2 separate regions of the Homo sapiens genome follow, and region 2 is linked to region 1. A link is a contact called in ENCODE Hi-C data. All regions are on one chromosome and are shown on one strand. Each heading gives the region's core, a stretch centred on a gene start or an enhancer-like site at or near the end of the contact. The rest is flanking DNA. Distances are from core to core; before and after follow the strand shown.

Evidence for each region. A loop is a pair of places that touch in the nucleus more often than their neighbours do. Pooled maps may share reads with other maps.
Region 2: a map of naive thymus-derived CD4-positive, alpha-beta T cell shows a loop between it and region 1 (30-fold over the local background). The contact joins the promoter of LINC02226 here to the promoter of SRD5A1 in region 1. A Hi-C loop is called at or near these places in 1 of 168 maps with a recorded cell type or tissue (naive thymus-derived CD4-positive, alpha-beta T cell), 1 of 37 single-sample maps with no recorded cell type and 9 of 50 pooled maps.

The regions. Positions count from the first base shown.
Region 1 is chr5:6,631,731-6,634,919 of GRCh38, reverse strand. SRD5A1 (steroid 5 alpha-reductase 1) reads right to left here and starts at 1,480. Exons shown (of 5, transcript NM_001047.4): 1 at 1,051-1,480. The coding sequence starts at 1,343. NSUN2 (NOP2/Sun RNA methyltransferase 2) reads left to right here and starts at 1,876. Exons shown (of 19, transcript NM_017755.6): 1 at 1,876-2,036; 2 at 2,164-2,321; 3 at 2,943-3,047. The coding sequence starts at 1,941. RefSeq lists enhancers at 757-1,268, 1,269-1,780 and a silencer at 1,244-1,633.
Region 2 is chr5:8,456,136-8,459,324 of GRCh38, reverse strand. LINC02226 (long intergenic non-protein coding RNA 2226) reads left to right here and starts at 1,761. Exons shown (of 6, transcript NR_039984.1): 1 at 1,761-1,876. MIR4458HG (MIR4458 host gene) reads right to left here and starts at 1,638. Exons shown (of 2, transcript NR_039989.1): 1 at 1,559-1,638. It also overlaps the pseudogene LOC100419318. RefSeq lists silencers at 1,309-1,368, 1,379-1,428 and an enhancer at 1,949-2,048.

The sequences.
Region 1 (3,189 bases), core at 231-2,730:
TAACTGTGAAGCTTTCCAGAGCCTGAATGAAAACGTTTAAAATTTAATTTTGAACTTTCGACCTGTCGTTTGCTTTGGCTGTGTAAAAGCCAAAAGATACGACCTGGAGAGAACCCCAACTTATTAGAAGGCTTGAAGATTTCAGACACAGCCAGTTTTCAAATATTCAAAAAAACAAAAACCTTGAAAGATTTAGAAGTCATCTTTAAGACTTCGTTTGTTTAAGGTTTAAGGTTGCTGGCTTTCCACCCCCACAATCCTGGGGTCCCTTGCATAAGGTGGACATGAAAGTCTCTGAAAGTGATCAAGCCTATAAGGAGAAACTGCTAGGCAGTTTTAGGACAGCAGGTTTCCAGTTGCAGCTGATCACTTGGCTGGGAGAAAACAGCTCCACCATCACCAAAGATACCAAAAGGGGAACCGGCAGAAAGGAGTAGAAACCAGTGGCCCTCAAGACCGACCATCAGCATTAGACTCTAGGCCAACCCCCTCCCCCCCGCCCCCACAGTCGTGATCTAAGGGAACAAAATCTAGTCTTCATTTTTATTTTACATTTTTACTTTTTAACTCTTTATTTTTATATATTTAATTTTGAGACAGAGTCTCGCTCTGTCACCCAGGCTGGAGGGCAGTGGCGAGATCTCGGCTCACTGTAACCTCCGCCTCTCGGGTTCAAGCGATTCTTCCATCTCAGACTCCCGAGTAACTGGGATCACAGACAGGCGCCACCGCGCCCGGCTAAGGAAACCAAACCTAGGACCACTGAGTGGCTCTTTCCAGATCAGTTTCATCATGTTTTTTTCCATCACTCCCTTCCAGTCCTTTGTTTCCCGCCCTTTCCAGACGAATCCCTTCTGGTTTCCAAACTCCCGGGGCCGGGGGACTCGGGGAAGGGCACCCGTGCAGATGGGGGACGCCCCGGGGGATCTGGCAGGGAGAGGGCATCTGGGTGGGGGAGGCTTCGGGGAGAGGGCACCGGGCAGTGAGGGGAGGGTCGGAGAGGACGCCGGGCCGGGAGTAGGGTAGGGGGCCGGGGGCCGGGGACGTTACCGATGCCCGTAGTGGACGAGGAACATGGCCAGGAGGATGCAGTTGGGCGCGCTGCGGAGACGCGGGGCGGACTCGCTGGCGTACTGGTAGAGCGGCAGGGCCAGCGAGGGCAGCTCCTGCACCACCCAGGCGGCCCGCGCCGGCACTCGGAGCCTGTGGCTGGGCAGCGCGTGGCGGCCGTACACTGAGTTCGTCTGACGATTGCGCGCGAAGACCGCGCAGCCCACGGCGCACTGCAGGTAGGCGAGCGCGGCCAGCAGGCGCTCCTCCGCCACCCCCGTCGCCGTTGCCATCGCCAGGGCTGGGCAGCGTGCTCCATGCCCCAGAGGCCGCGGCGGGCAACATATAGGGCGGCGGCGCGGGGGCAGGAGGGGCGGCTACCGGAGGGGCGGCTACCGGAGTCCCGCACTGCCGGGACTCTGCAGAAAGGGTTCTCAAGTCAGGCTTCTCCGGGGTAGCCGGGGCTGTGGGTGCGGCCCCGGGGGCGGGGCGAGCACTTGCGCGGGGAGGGACCTGCAAGCGCCCCACCCACGCCGGGGCCGCAGTAACCCCGCGCCGCTCTGCGCACGCGCGGCTTCAGGCTGTCCGCGGAGCTCCTTGAGCCCGCGTGGGAAACCTGGGCGCTTCGCGCGGAGACGCCTTTGTGGCTGCTTCCTGGAGCATTTTTTTCCCCTTAGAGCTGTTCGCTGTTTTCCCTGTCACGCCGCTTTTCTGAAAGACGGGTTGTGCGCTTTGGGCTTATTCCTGGACGGTCCCCAAAGGTCCCCGAAAGGACCAGGCCCGGACACGTGGGGCCTTGGTTTCCGGCCGGAAGTCCCGGGAGGTGTAGGGCTAGAGTTCTGGCCGTGGCGGGCCGGTTTCTGCGTGCTGCGTGCGCGGCCGCGTGGGCTATGGGGCGGCGGTCGCGGGGTCGGCGGCTCCAGCAACAGCAGCGGCCGGAGGACGCGGAGGATGGCGCCGAGGGTGGTGGAAAGCGCGGCGAGGCGGTAGGAGCCGGGACCCGGCGGGCGGGCCAGGGGCTCCTCCTGGGCTTCCCGGACCCCGAGGCCTGCGAGGCGGCGGCGAGGGGGCGGCTCCTTGGGCCTCGGGGTAGACGTCTCTTTCCTTCCTCAGGGCTGGGAAGGAGGCTACCCCGAGATCGTCAAGGAGAACAAGCTGTTCGAGCACTACTACCAGGAGCTCAAGATCGTGCCCGAGGGCGAGTGGGGCCAGTTCATGGACGCTCTCAGGGAGCCGCTCCCGGCCACTTTAAGAATTACTGGTTACAAAAGGTAGGGAGGCAGTGCCTGATTTTTTGGGAGTTGGGGCCAGGATGCTGGAGGTTAAAGGCGACGGTGTTTTCTTCGACAAGTGTTACAGTGCCAGAGAACCGTGGCGTTTCAGCGGTTTGGATTCAGGAAGCATTGAGGTGGGGAGCACAGGGTCCAATGAAATGGTCACGGAGGTATTGCAGGCGCAAGGTTAGAAGACGAAATGAAAATGAGATCTGAGGAAGATTCGGCTCCTGGGGAATCTTCCAGGAGGGAAGCTGAGGGTCTTACCTTTTGGAACGTAAGAGAATTTATAGAGAATGCATAAAACCCCTTGGTTCTCCCCTCCTCCGCGCCCCCCCTCCATCTTTGTAGTTACATCTTTCTAAATGAGTCGCAAGTAAAACTTAACGGTAGGATATGCTTAGGAGAGAAGGAATGCAGTGTTGCTCTTAGGGCTCAAACAGTGTGGATTGCTTAAATTTTGAAGGCATACAGTGTAAAAGTAGTGACTAAAGAATGTTTACTCTCCATGCAAAAGTTGGTTTTAGTTTTAAAACACTTGCAGTCTTAAATTTAAGAAGATACAATGTATTAACTTAGTTTTTTAGATCAGTTTGAAACTTCCTTATTTTTCAATAGCCACGCAAAAGAGATTCTCCATTGCTTAAAGAACAAATATTTTAAGGAATTGGAGGACCTGGAGGTGGACGGTCAGAAAGTTGAAGTTCCACAGCCACTGAGTTGGTAGGTACCACAGTGCTTCATGCCGAATATTTATTTGGGATATTAATCTCTATCACTTGAATTATATTTCTTGGTACTGCATTTGCTGTTAAAGAGCTTGGGTATACTTTGCAAACATCCTAATGTTCTAGTACCTGGTGCT
Region 2 (3,189 bases), core at 512-3,011, 1.8 Mb before region 1:
TGCCTGTTCAAAGATTATACAATGCTCCCGTATGTTACAGAGGAAGCCGTCCCTTCATTTATAAAAGACAGTTAACACATAGCACAAAAACTCTAGAGTAGGATGGATCCGCAACTACTGTACTGGAAATATGCTAAATTAGGGTTCTGATTAGAGTTAATGGAATTAACTTGGGTGAGAGAAAATACTCACCATTAATCTAGGGGTAACAGAGGAGTTAAACTCCAATTCAGAAACAGAGCAGTTCAAAATCAGAATCTAGAGTCAGCCTACATGGGCTTGATCTGGGAATGTGCCCTTTATTAGACGTGTAACCTTGGGCTGCTGCTTGACTGAATAGGTCTTCGATTCCTCATGGAATGAATATAATAAGATCTGATGAATGCAATTAGACAGTGCCTGAAACAGTAGTCTTAAGTAGGTATTTTTGTTGTCCCACTTTTTGAGAAACAAAACCAAAGTCAATTCAATTAAAACTGCAGGTTTCTTGATTTCATCCTAATACTTTGCAAATTAATCACAGAACCCAAGTGAAATTGCCTAGACTCTCAAAGAGTTCGAAAAACATTTCTAATACACTCAAAATTTTCCTAGTTGACGTTCACAGATTATCAAGAGTAAAGCACCTTCATACAGTTTTGATCCTCACACTGTCTAAATCTGAGGAGCTGTCAGGAAAGACATGTAAGGAGAGATCTAAGCTAAAACTCAAACCACACATGAGGCTTTTCAACTGTGACCAACTTGTAGTTAAAATTCAGTTTATGCTTTTCTGTCCACCTAAGAGCAAATTAAACCTTTAAGAAAGCAAAGGATAAAATCATTGTTAGCTCAAGCATTAAAAAAGAAAATAACTGAATATATCTTCTTCAACTCTCCACCCCTAGGGATGAGAACTGCACCTGGCAAACAAGAGGACATTCAACACGTAGTAGCTGTTAAAATGAGTAACTCCCCAAAAGCACTATTAGAAGGCGATATAGTTATTATGACCAAGTTCTGCGGAAACATGGTGTTGAAAACCTTACTGAAGCTAACAATGTGCGTCACCTTCCAGGAGCCACACACACATCCTGAGGGCTTCCCAGATCAACCCCTCATCCCCGCGACAGAGCCACAATCCAGCACCACCTTCCCAGGACTCTCAGCTGAGGCCCCAGCCCCCGCAGGCCCAGGGACGACGCGGCGGGCAGGGCACATGCCTGCGTCGGGCCAGGTGGAAGCTCGGAACGACCACAGGCCCCCGGGGCGCGCCCCTCCCCGTCACGCGCCCCGTTTCCCACGTCCACGCATGCGGTTTCCCCAGGCCTGGAAAGCGTCTAGAGCCAAAGAGCCCAGGGGCTTGCCCGCGCAGAGGCCGACGTGGGGCCCAGGGACGCGCTCCCGGGGTCCTCCCCGCCGAGCCCGCAGCCAGCACCCGGAGCGATCCCCCGAGCCCGAGGGGCGTGGGAACCACGCGCGCAAGCCGGCTGCCCTTCCAGTCCCGGGACGCTTCCCCATCAGGCCAGTGCTAGGCGGGCGGTCGGGACCCGGGGATCGCAGCCTCCGGAGCGCTCACCTGGGTGGCGCAGGCCAAGGACGCCCATGGACAGCGCGACCTCCTCCCATTCCACACACGCGCCCACGACCAAAGTGCGCATGCTCGACACCTGGGACCAATAGGAATCTCGGTCCGAGGGTAGCTGGGGCCAATCACAGCGCGTCTGGCGTGTGGGCGGTGTCTCCTCGTGTTACGCGTGCGCGGAGGGGCTGCGCTACCCGGTCTTGGGTTTTTCATCGGGGAGTGGGAGTGGACTGAAGGCTTGGCCGCTCCGCCTCACTGAGCCGGCTCAGCCAGCGCAGCTGTTCCTGGAACGCCAGTCCCTTAGGATGGGAGGTACTTTCATCTCGAAGAGGGCCGTGGCGTCTGGAGCTTCCCTCCCTTCTGTCCTGCTGAGTCATCCCCGCGTCGCCTGCGAGGCCGCGAGGCGTTTAGGTCTGGGCAGGCCGCCTTTTCCCCATCACGAGATCCTGTTATTTTACTGTTTCATTCTTTTTCTCACTTTCCTATTTGTTAAGCCAAACTTTTTCCTTCCATAGACGTGACCCCTTAGAAGGCTACCCATGCCTCGACATATCTGACATTTGACGTTTTACTCAAATAATTTGCCAAAGTCTATTGCCTTTTTTAACTTCTATTTTCTAAAGCTAGTTTGATACTAATCAACACAGTTTTTTCAACAAGCATGTAAGTGTGCATATTCTAGACATGCGCGGCCTGAGTTTAACCCATCTGCTACTAATTTGTGTTGTCTCGGAATATTATCTAATCCCGTGCTTCAGTTCTCATATATAAACTGAAACTTTATAGATTCACTGGTGGCCTGTAAGCCTGGCCTGTAAGCCTTAAGTTGAAACATGGAGCATATCAGAACTGTGCCTGGCACGTGGTGAAATGTTCAAAAGTTAGTATTGTTATTAGGTGCTGGGCACTTTTCTAGGCTTTGGGATATAGAGATCAATGTCCCTGATGTCCTGGTGTTTATAATTTATTGTGGACACTTTGCTATTTTTTTGGATACAGATCTTTATTTTCATAAACATGGATAATTTTCATTGAGTGCAGTGTGATCTCAATTGATACTTTTGTAGTATTTCATCATTATGCTTATATTCTTTTTAAAATTTAGGTACTGTTGAGGGAAAGTGAGAATGACATGATTTTGATAACATGGTAGAACCTTTTTCATTCATCTGGTGTTGCCACACTGGGGCTCTGGGTGCTTTATGAATCATGTTCACAAGTCATACTTGTGTCTGTCCATGGTTCTTTTCACTACAGCCACCATAGTTCAGGGTGAGATTTTTCACACCGACTGTAAAGATTTATCTGTGGAAAATGGTAATGAGCTTGCCTGGTTGATGTCCTGTTGTTTTCCCAAGTACATACTTGGAAGAGAGTGAACAGAAGACTAAAACGTGGGTCAACAGATGTTTTGCAGTGAGCTAAAAAATAATTGACTTCACTAGAACAACTGCTTGATATTCTACAGCAGTTTTGCAGGTTTCTGAAGTGGAAGAAGCAGATAGTGATGGAATGCTGCTAAAAGAAATATAAGAGAATAATAACACCCTTGGTGCTTGTTAATTTCATTTTGAATTTTTTTTTTTTAAGTTGTCAGTTACATGTTTGGTGACTGCTTTGAAAGT